Linked DNA regions of Homo sapiens: region 1 is linked to region 2. Evidence: read pairs that join two places in POLR2A ChIA-PET (ENCODE). Cell type or tissue: OCI-LY7. All regions are shown on one strand. Links, peaks and the distances in the headings refer to the core of each region. The heading gives the core; the rest is flanking DNA.

What was found. Peaks named below come from ENCODE experiments on the same cell type or tissue, not always from the same donor. Only the 100,000 strongest peaks of a DNase experiment are listed, where the experiment ranks them.
Region 1: POLR2A ChIA-PET joins it to region 2 with 24 read pairs; 1 of 35 experiments calls an interaction of 5 or more read pairs at or near these places.

What each region holds. Positions count from the first base shown.
Region 1 is chr13:49,365,544-49,373,275 of GRCh38, forward strand. The region is part of intron 5 of CAB39L (calcium binding protein 39 like); the gene reads right to left. Among named protein-coding and RNA genes, the nearest start is that of CAB39L, 75 kb to the right of the region's middle. In OCI-LY7, for the core only: a CTCF peak has its summit at 2,665; a DNase peak (open chromatin) is centred at 3,348; H3K4me3 peaks cover 2,437 bases; H3K27ac peaks cover 4,000 bases.
Region 2 is chr13:50,103,563-50,111,294 of GRCh38, forward strand. All of the region lies in intron 1 of DLEU2 (deleted in lymphocytic leukemia 2), which reads right to left. All of the region lies in intron 2 of DLEU1 (deleted in lymphocytic leukemia 1), which reads left to right. Among named protein-coding and RNA genes, the nearest start is that of DLEU2, 18 kb to the right of the region's middle. In OCI-LY7, for the core only: no CTCF peak of the experiment used is centred there; a DNase peak (open chromatin) is centred at 3,229; H3K4me3 peaks cover 1,448 bases; H3K27ac peaks cover 2,001 bases.

The DNA.
Region 1 (7,732 bases), core at 1,745-5,744, 740 kb before region 2:
GTGCTCAACATCACTGATTATCAGAGAAATGCAAATCAAAACTACAACGAGATATCCTCTCACGACAGTTAAAATGCCTTTCATGTAAACGTCAGGTAACAACTATTGCTGGTGAGGATGTGGGGAAAAGGAACCCCTCATATGCTGTTGGTAGGAATGTAAATTAGTACAACTACTATGGAGAATAATTTGGAGGTTCCTCAAAAAACTACAAATAGAGATACCATATGATTTAGCAATCCTACTCTTAGGTATATGCCCAAAAGAAAGGAAATCAGTATATCAAAGAGATATCTACACTCCCATATATGTTGCAGTATTGTTCACAATAGCCAAGATTTGGAAACAACCTAAATGTCCAAAAACAGATGAGAAAATGCGGATAAAGAAAATGTGGTACCCTATACACAATAAAGTACTATTCAGTCATAAAAAGGAATGAGATTCTGTCATTGCAACAACATGGATGGAACTGGAGGCCATTATGTTAAGTGAAATAAACCAGGCATAGAAAGACAAACATCAGATGTTCTCAGTTATTTGTGGGATCTAAAAATTAAAACAAGTGAACTCATGAAAATCAAGAATAGAAGCATGGTTACCAGAGGCTAGGAAGGGTAGCAGGGGAGTGTGTCAGGGTGAGATGGGGATGGTTAATGGGTACAAAAAACAATAGAAACAATGAATAAGATCTAGTAACACCAAGGATAAATGCTTGAGAGGATGGATACCCAATTTTCCATGATGTGGTTATTACACATTACATGCCTGTACTAAAATATCTCATATACACTACCTACTATGTACCCACAAAAATTAAAAAGAAAAAAAGAGAAAAAAGAAATAAATAAAAACCCATGCTCTCACGAGGTCAGGAGTTTGAGACCAGCATGGCCAAGATGGTGAAACCCCGTCTCTACTAAAAATACAAAAATTAGCTAGGCTTGGTGGCACGCACCTATAATCCCAGCTACTCAGGAGGCTGAGGCAGGGGAATCGCTTCAACCCAGGAGGCAGAGGCTGCAGTGAGCTGACATCGTGCCATTGCACTCCAGCCTGGGCAACAAGAGCGAAACTCTGTCTAAAAAAAAAAAAAAAAAAAAAAACCCATGCTCTCCAAACACCCTCCCTCCAAAACCCAACCCCCCATCAAAGCCCAAAAAACTTAATAGTATGAAAAACAAACAATCTGCCAGGCATGGTGGCTCACACATGTAATCCCAGCACTTTAGGAAGCTAAGGCAGGCAGATCACCAGAGGTCAGGAGTTCGAGACCAGCCTGACCAACGTGGTGAAACCTTGTCTCTACTAAAAATACAAAAATTAGCTGGGCGTGGTGGTGCATGCCTGTAATCCCAGCTACTCGGGAAGCTGAGACACAAGAATTGCTTGAGCCCTGGAATGAGCTGAGATTGTGCCACTGAATTCCAGCCTGGGCAACAGACCAAGATCCTGCCTCAAACAAACAAGCAATCTAATTAGAAAATGGATAAAAGGCTGGGTGGGGTGGCTCATGCCTATAATCCCAGGCAAGAAATTACTTTGGAAAGCTGAAGCAGGATTACTTGAGCCAGGAGTTTGAGAGTAGCCTGGGCAACATAGCAAGACCCCATCTCTACTTAAAAAATAAAATAAAAATAAACAAAACAGAGAAAATGGCTAAAAGACATGAAGACACATTTTACCAAAGAGGATATACAGATGGCAACAAGCACATAAAAGACGTTCAACATTGTTAGCCATTAGGGAAATGAAAATCAAAACCACAATGAAATATTATTACATGCCTATCAGAATGGCTAAAATAAAAAATAGCAACAACATCAAATGCTGGCAAGAATGAAGAGAAACTGTACTCATACATTGTAGTGGAAATGTAAAACAGTATAGCCAATCTGGAAAACACTTTAGCAGTTCCTGAAACAGCTAAACATGCAGCTAACCATAACAGCAATTGCGCTCTTGGCATCTATCACAGAGAAATGAAAACTATGTTCACACAAAAACCAATTAGTAGGTGAATCTTCAATTTAAAAGAATACTCCAAAATCAGTTGCTCTCATAATTTTAAAACACTAAAAAATGTTTATAGGCCGGGCACGGTGGCTCATGCCTGTAATTCTAGCACTTTGAGAGGCCAAGCCTGGAGGCTCAGTTGAACCCAGGAGTTTGAGACCAGTCTGGGCAACATGGTGAAACCCCATCTCTACAAAAAAATACAAAAATTAGCTGGGTGTAGTGGCACATGCCTATAGTCTCAGCTATTTGGGAGGCTTATGTGGGAGGATCACTTGAGCCTAGAAGGTGTAGGTGGAAGGTGTAGGTTGCAATAAGCTGAGATCATGCCACTGCACTCTAGCCTGGGTGACAGCGTGAGACCCTGTCTCAAAAAAAAAAAAAGGTTGAATTACATAAATTTTATTTATACTGATGTTAAAGACTATATTTGCTGTATAAAAAAAGATATAGCTGTAAGCATAAATTGATTTTAAAATGAAAGAAATCATCTGTTTCGTTCAAACCTTTCTAGACCCTGCAGTGTAATATTGCAGAATAAATATCAACCCTCTTTGAAATGTCATAGGAACATGTTTTTCATACTTCCCAGTGAAATGTCACAAGAACATTCCATACAGCATTCCAGTAGAAATGAAGCTCTGCAGAACTCTATCCAACTTTTACATAGAGGAAAACATTCTTCTAGTTCATTAGCAAATGTGTGCAAAGGCAAAGGAAGCCCCCTGTGGATAACAAAAGCAGGTTCTGCTACCAGGGACCGCTTCCCAAAACAGAGGAAAGGATTAGAATAGAAAGGATTACAGAACACTGAAACAGGTACAAGCTGGTGAATAATGATCTCTACATTACACGTTAATCTTTGTAGCTATCAATTTGTCATGCCAAATCTAACTGGAGTGAAACCTTAACTATTTCAAAACCAGTTTTTTGCAACCCGCAGGCTGCCAGATCTCAAGCCCTGGACTCAGAAGTGGCCAGAAAAAAAAGACAGAAAAACCCTAAAAATATATTTGATAATAAAGAAGCAACATCCAGAAATGGCCCAAAATGCCAAAAATTAGCTGGCAATTCTAAGGTTACATACAATGTAACCAATAAGATCCCAAACCTGAAGAAGCCCTTGTGTTTGCTGGCAAATTCAAAAAAGTCAGCTTTAACATGAAATGCTCCATAATTATTTGCTGAATGAATGAATTATATATATGGAAGTATTAACTCAAATCAAATAAGAAAAGAGAAAAGGAGGGAAGAAAGAGGTGGTGAACAGCAGTCACAGCAACCAGAATGATTGCTGAAAAAGAGCATCCCTCACAGATAGCATAGATGAGAAAAGGGAAATGAGAAAAGAAGGCGGAGACTAGAAAACACCCACTTCAAAACACAAGCCATTGACTTTTATATAGAATATATATAAAGAATTCTCAAAATTCAGCAACGAAATTAAAAAGGGGCAAAAGATATGAATAAATACTTCATAAAAGAAGAGATATGGTAGCAAAAATGTACATGAAAAGATGCTCAACATCATTAGTCATTAGAGAAATCCAAATTAAAATCACAATGAGATATCACAAACCCTTATTAGAATGGCTAAAACAATAAAACAAAACAAAAAGTTGACATTCCCCAACAGCCCTACTCCTAGGTATTTATCTAAGTGAAAGGAAAACCTATGTTCACACTAAATACTATACATAAATGGTTAACGGCAGCTTTATTTGTAATTGCTAGAAACTGGAAATATGTAAAATATCCCACAAGTGGGGAATGGATAAATGATCTGTGGTCCATCCATGCAATGGACTACTACTCAGCAATAAAAAGCAACAGACTCCTAATACATGGCAACGACATGGATGAATCTCAAATGCGTTATGCTGACAGAAGCCAGGCTCAAAAGGCTACATATATATGATTCTGTTTACCCAATCTTTTTGCAATGGTGAAAATATAAGGACTGAAAACTGATCAATGGTTGCCAGAGGCCGAGGACAGGAAAAGGAGATGATTACAAAGAGGCAAAGGAGATTTTTTTTTTTTTTTGAGACAAAGTCTTGCTCTGTCACCCAGGCTGAAGTGCAGTGGCATAATCTCGACTCACTGCAACCTCCACCTGCCAGGTTCAAGTGATTCTCCTGCCTCAACCTCCCGAGTAGCTGAGACTACAGGTGCACACCACCACACCCGGCTAATTTTTGTATTTTTAGTAGAGACAGGGTTTCACCATGTTGGCCAGGATGGTCTCGGGCTCCTGACCTCATGATCTGCCCACTTCGGCCTCCCAAAGTGCTGGGATTACAGGCGTGAGCCACCGTGCCCAGCCGGCATAGGAGAATTTTTTAGGGTGATGGAACTGTTGTTCTTCATTACAGAACTGTGCACTAAAAAGGGTGAATGTTACTATTTATAAATTGTATCATAATTTTTAAAAATGAAAATTATAGCCAGTGAAGTCAGGGACTTCTCTATTCTTGCTGGTGTGTTGCGGGGGAGTTGAGGTGGGTGGGAGCAAGTGGTTGTGCTGAATTTCAGTAGCAGAAGTGGATAGGCAGAACAGTCTACCGGGTGAGGGGTAGCCACTGAATGGATTAGTGAGGGATCTTGCTGGGGACTAAAATTCAAATTGGACTAATTTATAGATATTGGGAAAGATATAGGGAATGAAACTACAAGCTAGCTCAAAGTTGCTCTCAAAAAAATTTAAATATATTAAATTTATATATTACATGAAATCCATCTGTGGGAATTTATATGGGAGATTATCTCCCCCACTGCCCCAATATCTTTGTCATTCTATTTTCTCTGCAGGCTGGCTTCTTCTGTTTCTTTAGGCCACATAGTGAAAAATACGACCACTGATGGAAAAACTGCATTTACTATCTTTAGCACCTGGCTAAACACTGGGGTTCTGTCTCAGTTCTAGTTCCAGAATTCCTGCAGAAAGCCTCTGGCCCTCTTTTGGTCAGATATCCACTTGCAGATCATTCAGCTTTGTGTTGTCCAGGGTGTCATATCACCCAAAATGGTTGTTCCCATGGTAACCATGTGAGTGGAGAAGGAGGGAGCATTCCCCAGAAAGCAGAGGGAGTGGGCAGACACAACACTTTATACACAGCACAAGCAGTCTTCATCCTTATGCAGATTACATTCCTTAAAATGTCTGGTACGATCAAACTAATGGTCACTGTCTTAATTTTATTACAAACAATTAACAGGTTTCACATCTAATTAAGAGCCTGATGCCAAATGCCATTTTTAATCACCCATAAATTATATTCCTTTATAGGATAAAGGCCTTCTAAAGCTTATATTCATTAAGCTTTAGGGCAATAGGGTAATGATAACATAAAATGCCATTTTCTATGACATAGTATTTCCCTACCTGAGATTGTAAATTCTTTAATTTGTCCAGTGAGGGGCACAAAATATATACACAATCAAATAAAATCAAGACCAAACATAATTAAATAAAATCAATGGCTGACACGCATAGTAAGCATTTCAAATTGTTAAATGTATAATGTACAGTTAAAGCTGGTATTTTAAGGCTTTATGATTTCTGTTATATTTTTACAGTAATAAAACCAAAGGTAAAGAGCCATTTTTTTTTCTTTTTCTTTTTCTTTCTTTTTTTTTTTTTTTGAGATGGAGTTTCACTCTTATTGCCCAGGCAGAAGTGCAATGGTGCGATCTTGGCTCACTGCAACCTCCTCCTCCTGGGTTCAAGCGATTCTCCTGCCTCAGCCTCCCAAGTAGCTAGGATTACAGGTGCATGCCACCATGGCCACGGCTAATTTTTGTATTTTTAGTACAGATAGGGTTTTGCCACGTTGGCGAGGCTGGTCTCGAACTCCTGAATTTAGGTATCCCAAAATGCTGGGATTACAGACGTAAGCCACCACGCCTGGCCAAGGGCCACTTTAATCAGGTCCAGGGAATAGAAAAAGATTATTAGAGGATAAACATTTACAAAATGTAGGACTACAAAATGGCTTAATGAAAAGTGGAAAAGTTGATCCTGGAGTGTTTGTTTTGCTATTTTTTTTTCTTTTGAGACAGGGTCTCATTCTATTACCCAGGCTGGAGTGCAGTAGCACAATCTTGGCTCACTGTAGCCTCAACCACCTGGGCCCAGGTGATTCTTCCACCTTAGCCTCCTGAGTAGCTGGGACCACAGGCAGGCATACTCTGCTAATTTTTTTTATTTTTTGTAGAGACAGGGTTTTGCCATGTTGCCCAGGGGGGTCTCAAACTCCTGGGCTCAAGCAATCCTCCCACCTCAGTCTCCCAAAGTGCTGGGATTATAGGCGTGAGCCACTGCACTGGGCCTGTTTTGCTAATTTTTTTTAATGTAGCGAGAAATAATCATTAGGGATTAAGTTACCATAGAAGACAATTTTCTGCTTCTTTGAGCTGCTTATTCAGCCTGAACAGTTCACTTTGCATCCACCCTGGTTTTGCAAGGCACACCTGCCTTTAAAATGAATGTATCAGACCTTACAGGCAATACATTTTCCCTCCTTTGATCTCTTATCACGTTGTGTTTCAAAACATCAAAGAGTCTAAAGCTGTGTCTTGAATAGTAGCCAAACCTCAAAAAACACAGCTGAGTTTGATCCTGAGCCCATAAAAATCAGAAGCCTTGCAAACTCAGCCACAAATCATTTTTTGAACCTCATAATAGTGTGCTGAAATGGTTCTTTTCTGTCTGCAATTTTAAGGCTTAAAGCATTAGATAAAAATTTATAGCTACATAATGAGATTTTTATTTAACCCAAAGGCCGACCTCCTAACTAGCCATTATTCACATGATGATAGCCGGATCCTCCAGTATTGTCCCTACCCCAGTGGGCCACTTTCCTCTAGATTCCTGACAGAGAAGTAGGTTTGTCAAAGATTCCTGAGTCAGTCCCTGCCATCCAGTTTAAGTCAGTGCTGCCAGCCACCATCACTGCTGTCAGCTCAGGGTTCCAAACCCCTGCTCCCAGCGCCCTTCAACCCCCATTCATTGCCTTGTTTCCTGCAACTGCTTATTTTTTCAGCACTCAGTTTACTCCAAGTGTAGAAAACCACCCCTTCTTCACTCAACTTGTTTTTTGTTGTTGTTTTTGTTTTTGTTTTGTTTGGAGATGGAGTCTCGCTCTGTCGCCCAGTCTGGAGTTCAGTGGTGCAATCTCGGCTCACTGCAAGCTCCGCCTCCTGGGTTCACGCCATTCTCCTGCCTCAGCCTCCCTCCAGAGTAGCTGGGACTACAGGCGCCCGCCACCACGCCCGGCTAATTTTTATATTTTTAGTAGAGATGAGGTTTCACCGTGTTAGCTAGGATGGTCTCGATCTCCTGACCTTGTGATCCGCCCGCCTCGGCCTCCCAAAGTGCTGGGATTACAGGCATGAGCCACTGCGCCGGCCTCAACATGTATTATTAGTACAAAGTTCCTTTACAAAGGTTTAAGGTGAACAAAGGATAATCACAGCACAGTGCAGAAACACCTTCAAGCTGAAGTCTACAGATCACTTTTATGAAAGGTTCCTCAGTCTTCCTGATCATCTTTCTCCATGAACATCTTCCTTTTGTCATGGTTCTGGATACCTCTCTCTCCCTCCCTCCAAACCTTTCTCCTTTCTTCTATTTCCTACTCCTATCAACCTTGGCCAAAGAGGGCATTTCTCAAATTTCTGTTACTTTTCTCTGCCAAGGAAATCTAAGCTTTTT
Region 2 (7,732 bases), core at 1,340-5,339:
GAAATAAATCGCATTCAAGTTAGAAAGGAAGAAATACAACTGATGATAGCCATCATTCCTAAGAGTTCCCCTTGCCTCTTTATAATCCTTGCCTCCTCTTACCTCTCTCCCCAGGAAACCACTGGCCTGTTTTCTGTCACTAGAGACCAGTTTGCATTTTCTAGAACTGATATATGTGGAATCATGCAGTATGTTACTCAATTTTTTTTGTCAGTAATTGGTAGCTTATCTTGCAATCAAAGTTCATATACAACCATTTGATCTTCATTCCATTCCCTCATTAGTCCATAGAATGTCAATCAATTTTTCTTTCTTTTATTTATTTATTTTAACGAAACAGGGTCTTGTTGTGTTGCCTAGGCTGGAGTGCAGGCTTACTTCAACCTCCAACTCCTGGGCTCAGGTGATCCTCCCGCCTAAGCCTCCAGAGTAGCTGGGACTACAAGGGTGTGTCACCATGCCTGGCTAACTTTTTAAAATTTTTTGTATTGATGGGGTCTTGCCATGTTGCCCAGGCTGGTCTCGAACTCCTGAGCTCAAGACCTCCCAAAGTGCTGGGATTACAGGCATGAGCCACTGCGCCTGGACTCAATTTCTGTATGATGATGACTTTCATATGTACATCAACAGGCCAGATAGCTTATCAAGAAAGCTTCTCCTCTGTCTTCTAGTAATATCCCACTTAGATCTGACATTATTTTTTTCCTTCAAGGTATTTCTTCCAAATTTCTTGGCTGTTGTTGGTGACAACACAAGTTTTTGGACCTTTAAGTTTACAATCTTAGGTTCATTTCCTTATTTTATTTCTTCCCTATAGGTAAATGATCACTAAACTTGTTACTTCTTATAGTTACTTCTTTGTAAGGCACTGCAGATATGTTTCTTTTCATTTTTAAAATTGCCCATTTAATTCAAGCTATTAAATATCAAGCTTGTACTATATCAAGAGTACTATATATCAAGACTATAGCCTCTTGATATTTTCCCTACCCTCCCATCCTGCCATACCCATGTCTCCACTAGCCTATATAAAACATAAAATACTTTTCATCAAACTCTCTGTAGAGAAGTGTTGCTGGGCGAATAAGAAAAACCTGATTGACTAGAAAGCAAATGTAAATGTAATCTCCTTTCTTTTCAGTGATTCTACCAGAAAGGAATGAAGAACAGAACCTTCAGGAATTGAGTCACAATGCAGACAAATATCAAATGGGAGATTGTTGCAAGGAAGAGATTGATGATAGTATTTTCTACTAGCCATTGGGAAGATAAAAGGAGACAGAAGATTGAAGCCTTTGCCAGCCATTCTTTCCCTTTTTGCTTCCAAACTCCTCAACTGGGAACCTTCATATGTGCAGTATTTATATTGGATCATACTGGTGATTATAAAAGTTCCTAGGAGGCTAGAAGAGCCAACCAACAGAGAAGGGAAAGCAGTCTGTTCTGAACATAGGGACATAAGTTCATTCATGCCAAGTATCTTTCCAGCATGTTTCTCCCATTTAGAATATCTAGCATGTAAGGCCTTTCAATATTAATATAAGCCCAATATCAGCTCTTTCTCTTTGTATTTCATCTCTTTCTACTCTCCTATTTGTATTTTGTGTTCCTATCAAAGTGTCGTATCTGGGAGATGACCTGCCTTATCCTGTTCTATAACAGTTTTGTTTGCTGCTGTGTCTTTAGAACAGTGCCTGGCACACAGTAAGCACTCAATAAATCTTTGATGAATGAATGAATGGTTATCTTTTCTCTCTGGCAATCCAAATTCACCACTCCTTAAAAATTCTACATAAGATTTGCTGGCTGGGCGCAGTGACTCACGCCTGTAATCCCAGCACTTTGGGAGACTGAGACAGGTGGATCACCTGAGGTCAGGAGTTTGAGACCAGTCTCAACATAGCGAAACCCCATCTCTACTAAAAGTACAAAAATTAGCCGGGCGTGGTGGCAGGCGCCTGTAATCCCAGCTACTTGGGAGACTGAGGCAGGAGAATCACTTGAGCCCAGGGGGGCAGAGGTTGCAGTGAGCTGAGATCACGCCACTTCACTCCAGCCTGGGCAAAAGAGCAAAACTCCGTCTCCAAAAAAAAAAAAAAAAGATTTGCCTATTCCAGCAGACTTCTACCCAATATCAATCTAGATTTAAATCACTTGATTTTCCACATCCCTTTAGCAATTATGTATAGTTTGCACTTCATTAACCTACCCTTATTTATGTTACTTCTCACATACACCCATATCTCTTCTGTATTTTCAATCAAAAGATAATGCCTCAAATGTTATATATATTGTATGTGCCACTCAACAGTGCCTCATATGCTGCAAAAAAAAAAGACAGTAAACAATCGGGGTACCTTTTTGTCTTTTAAGCCATATTTTCTGGGTCAGTGTGGTCTTTCAAGGGAGTTTAGACAGGCTCTATTTTTTGTTACTTCACTCCTATAGTATGTGACTGTAAATTGTTCCTTCAGTGTTCAATTTAAGTACAAACTAAAGAGAAACAGTTTCCTAAAGAAAAACATTTTAAAGTTACAGAGACACCTATGTGTTCGTAACATTTCTCCAGAAATATTTGAAGTAACGTAAAACTTCTGGACTGGTCAGTTTAAATATTTTCTTGGAATTTCTATAGAAATTTCTGTGGAATGGTGTTATATTGGAAATATTAATTAACTATAAGAAGACTCCTACTTCTTCACAGAGAACAAGCAGGGATATCCTGGATTTTCACAGTATTTAGGCCACTCCTTAATTGTCTCATGAAGGAATTAAGGTAGTGGAACACATTCAAGAATTGCTTAGGTGTCAAAATAAGACAAAGTGTAACAGTTTTTTTCTGTAGTAGATTTTTAAATAGTTAAAAGACTCTGCCCTCTTTATCTATACTGTATTCTGGCAATAATAAAGTTGGGCAGCCTATACATAAAAGCAATTTCTAACAATGCCAAATTAACAGCAGTTTCTTGGCCCTTTCCTTTCCCTCCATGAAAGTTACAATATTAGGTTATTTCACAGGTTTCCTCCATGCCCCCCATACCCAACCTAAAACTGTGTTAGGCTGTCAAAGAAAACAAATCAGGTAAGATTAGTGTTTGCCTTTACGCAGTCATTCTAAGTACACATAAAATCATACATAATATGAAAATACAGCAGGAAGAGAAACATCAAACCATAGAACTGAGTTTTAGTTTTACTGACATTTATATGGCATACTTCCTGTTTTTGATTTCAGAAGTGCAACCATGCAGTGCTTCTATGAAAAACTGAATAGTTGAGTACAGTTTGAGGATTATAACAACTTATCCAAAGGAAACAAACAGACCTAACTTACTGCTGTTTTCATTTGTGGAACTGCTATCTTTGTTGTAAAAAGTTGAGTATTTTTCAAACATCATTTAATAATAGGGTAGCCCCTAAAACAAGTAAGGAGCTATAAGTCTGAGTTGTGAATTTGACTAGTAATGGAATAAGAAAACCAAGCCAAACTCCATCTAAATATGTATGTAAAGGTAATGCTTGTAAAAATTTGCTTTTTCCTCATTTTGAGATTTCAGTTGCCAGTTGACTATTGGTATGCAAAATTAACAATTCTGCCTAAAGGAGGTAAACGATAGAGGTTAATTCTTAAATAAAAGTCCCTTTGTTTCACTATTAACTTTTTCTATTTGAAGCATAATTGTGTCAGCTAATTTATTTTTTGGTAACCACTTAGGAATTTGGGAGGGAGGGGGGCACTCAAGTAAGCAATGACAGCCAGCTAGACATCAAAATCCATGTTCTCACTTCATGGCCGTACAGATAAATTTCATTTCCTAGCCTCTCTTGCAGTTAGATGTGGGCATATGACTAAGCTCTAGCTAGTGGAATGAGAATGGATGTCAACTACTTTAAGCTCTTTAAGTCAACTAAAGAAATCAACTACTTTAAGCTCCTGTCCCTAAAAAACTCCCAACAGACTGACCCCTCCAAGGAAACCTTGGAAGTTAGGTCCTAAATGCTTAGGTACAGTAAGACCTTGGAAACTACTAAAGAAATAGTAAAGTAAACTTGTTTTGCAAGAACAACTTTGAGCCACTATATATTTTGGGGATGATCTATTATGGCAATTAGCCTGCCGTCATTAATTTGATCTATAAAACATATATGAAGTGTCCCTGTGATACACAACTCCAGTGGTCACACACTGTAATGTATGCAACTGGGATTTTTCTGAAGCACAACTGAGAGGCTACAGGTATGCATACATATGGATATAGGTAAATGTTCCTCCCAGGAGTGGTAAAATGCTGTGGCTTTGCCAACTAACTCCAGCTTCTCTCATGGGTTTTATTGTGGATGATTATTGATTTGTGTAAAGGAACTTCCCTTTTGTGTCTGTGGTAATAGATAAAGGTGGAATGGATCCTCCAACAAGAATCTTGAGGGGAAAATATATACTTATGATCAAAATAAGATATCTTTCTTGGGTTTGTCCAATAGTGATGGCTACATAGTCTTCCTATTACCTTTTATCTACAGGCAGGCAGTAGGCCATAATAGTATTAGAAGCCCCTCCCTTTCTCCAAAAAAAAAAAAAAAAAAGTGCTCTGAGCAGTAAAGATATTTAATTTAACATATCTGCGCTTCATGTTTCTCATCTGTAAAATGAGAGTTGGATTATATCACTTCAAAAGTTTCCTTTTTTCACTAAACATTCTCCCATCTATGACTACAATGTCCAGAGCTAATGGTAGAAATATATATATATATATTTTTTTTTTTTGAGAGGGAGTCTCCCTCTGTAGCCAGGCTGGAGTGCAGTGGTGCAATCTCAGCTCACTGCAACCTCCGCCTTCGGAGCTCAAGCGATTCTACTGCCTCTGCCTCCCTAGTAGCGGGGACTACAGGCACGCACCACCATGCCCAGCTAATTTTTTTTTTGTATTTTTATAGAGATAGGGTTTTAACATGTTGGTCAGGATGGTCTAAATCTCTTGACCTCGTGATCTGCCCGCCTTGGCCTCCCAAAGTGCTGGGATTACAGGCATGAGCCACTGCGCCCGGCCAAAATAATTTTTTTTGTTTTCTCTTTTATTTTGAGACACAGTTTCGCTCTTTTTGCCCAGGCTGGAGTGCACTGGCACGATCTTGGCTCACCACAACCTCTGCCTCCTGGGTTCAAGTGATTCTCCTGCCTCAGCCTCCGGGGTAGCTGGGATTACAGGCGCCGCCCCCGCCCCGCCCCGCCGCCACCACCCGCTAATTTTGTTATTTTTAGTAGAGACGGGGTTTCTCAGTGTTGATCAGGCTGGTCTCAAACTCCTGACCTCAGGTGATCCGCCCACCTCAGCCTCCCAAAGTGCTGGGATTACAGGTATGAACCTCCGCGACCAGCCTATTTGAAATAATTCTTAACATGAGCATTTCTTCAGATTTCAAGTTGATATTACAGAAGCGCAAGTGCTTCATAGAAACTTGAAATTATTTTAAAAAAATGTTTAACTCTCACCAAGGCACAAGAGAGGTTATACTCTTCTCCCAAACAAGCTATTAAATTGAAAGGATTTTAAACTTACCCAAGGTTTTTTAGAGTAGTTTTATTATTATTATTTTATTTATTCGTTTTTTTGAGATGAAGTCTTGCTTTGTCACCAAGGCTGGAATGCAGAGGTGTGATCGGCTCACTGCAGCCCCGACTTACTGGGCTCAAGTTATCCTCCTGCCTCAGCCTCCTGAGTAGTAAGGACTACATGTGTGTGCCACAGTGCCCGGCTAGTTAGAGTAATTTTAAAACACTGTGTCACTTCTCTGATTTCTATACTTTACTCCATGAGTGGAGAAATAATATCAAAGCTAATACAGAATGTGATAGTTATTGAAATAATACTATAAAAAGTCAAAAACTAGACAGCAGATTTTATAGTTTTTCAGTGAATTTACCAGTTAAAAACCTTAAATTTTACTTTTCCTAATTGTATGTTTATAATGTTTCAATGTAATAACAATTCATATAATAGCACATTCAGGATCATGGCAAAATCAGCTAAGTCATAGTTAACACACACTCCTTGTCTCTACGTATGTGGTGCTAAGTCATATTTTTGGTATAGCTAACAAATGATTTTTTGTCTGTCTGCTGGTGGGGTTTTAATCTCCTGGATTTCAACTTTGGTTAAAGTTAAAAAATACACTATCCAGACTTTATACAGGCATGAATTGGCTTTAATTCACATTCTTTTGCTGCAGGAGAGCTGCAGAAATATGGACCTCACTCAGGGATGATACTGTTTTAGAAAGGAGAAGGGACAGGCTGTATAACATTGTCCAGAGTGGAGTTTTCATGTTGCGAGAAAGCCATGTATAGGCCGGAGTACATGAGTAAAAGGAATAACAACTCCCCCATCCCCTGCCACAAAGGAACAAGACAGGAGAGCCAACAATAGTATTTTGACTATTAGTTGACGAGTATGGATTCTAAAAATATCTTTACATAATTGCAGAAATTGAGGAACAATCTAAATGTTTAAAAATGAGATTGATAAATAAATTTTGGTATATCTATATGTTGGAAAGCTATGCAGATGTTAAAAACAGGTTTTCAAAACTATTCAGTAACATGAAAAAATGGTCATTATAAACTACTGAGTGACAAAAATAAGATATAAAACTATATGTAGTAATTAGCAACTATATATTTTAAATACAGGAAGGAAACATGAATGTTAACATTGGTTTTTCTCTGGCTGGTGGGATTACAGATGACAATACTTTTGTGGTTTCCAACATTTCTCTAGTTAACACATTCTGTTTACAATTTTAAACATTACTTTCAAAGAAAAAATGTGATATATGTAAATATGGTTATATAAAATCTGTATACATATGTATTTTATTTATGTATATCAAAACCAGACCAAAAATACTGAGTTTGATAGTTTTCAGATTGACACTGTAACAGAATACTTTCCTTGACCCTCATTTTATGTTGAGATCTTTATGGCAGTGAAAGGGCTAGAGAGAGGCATGTACTTTCAGAGTTTCTGAAATGACATGTATAGTATGAAAAAGCATAGAAGCATTCCTCAATTTTCACATCTTGAATTTTAATACAACCTGTAATTTTGTACATACTAAATGAATGTATTAGTTTTCCAAGCTACAGCATTGGTGGCCAGTTAGCAGTTAATAATAATATTTTTCAAAGGATAATAAATGAAAATATTGTTGGCCAGGTGCGGTGGCTCACACCTGTAATCTCAGCACTTTGGGAAACCAACGCAGGTGGATCGCTTGGGTCCAGGAGTTCTTGACCAGCCTGGGGCACACAGCGAGATCCCGGCTCTACAAAAAAAAACTAAAAAAATTAGTGGGGCATGGTGGCATGCGCCTGTAATCCAAGCTACTCAGGAGGTTGAGGTGGGAGGATCACTTGAGCCTGGGAGGCGGAGGTTGCAGTGAGCCGAGATCCTGCCACTTCACTCCAGCCTGGGCAACAGAGTGAGATACCATCTCAGGAAAAAAAAAAAAAAAAGTTGAATATACTAGAGATCCAAACTATTTGGAGGAATAATTGATTTTCTGGGCAAAGCTAAGAAATAGAAGTTATTCATACTATTGGCTACAAATTTGTAAATATATTGGATTATACTCCCTCCCAAATCATAACTCTTAATCCTGCAGTTTTATTGCATTTTTCTGGGTATTTAGTTTTGTGATGCTTTTCTGGGAGACTAAGTTAAGAGACCCAAAC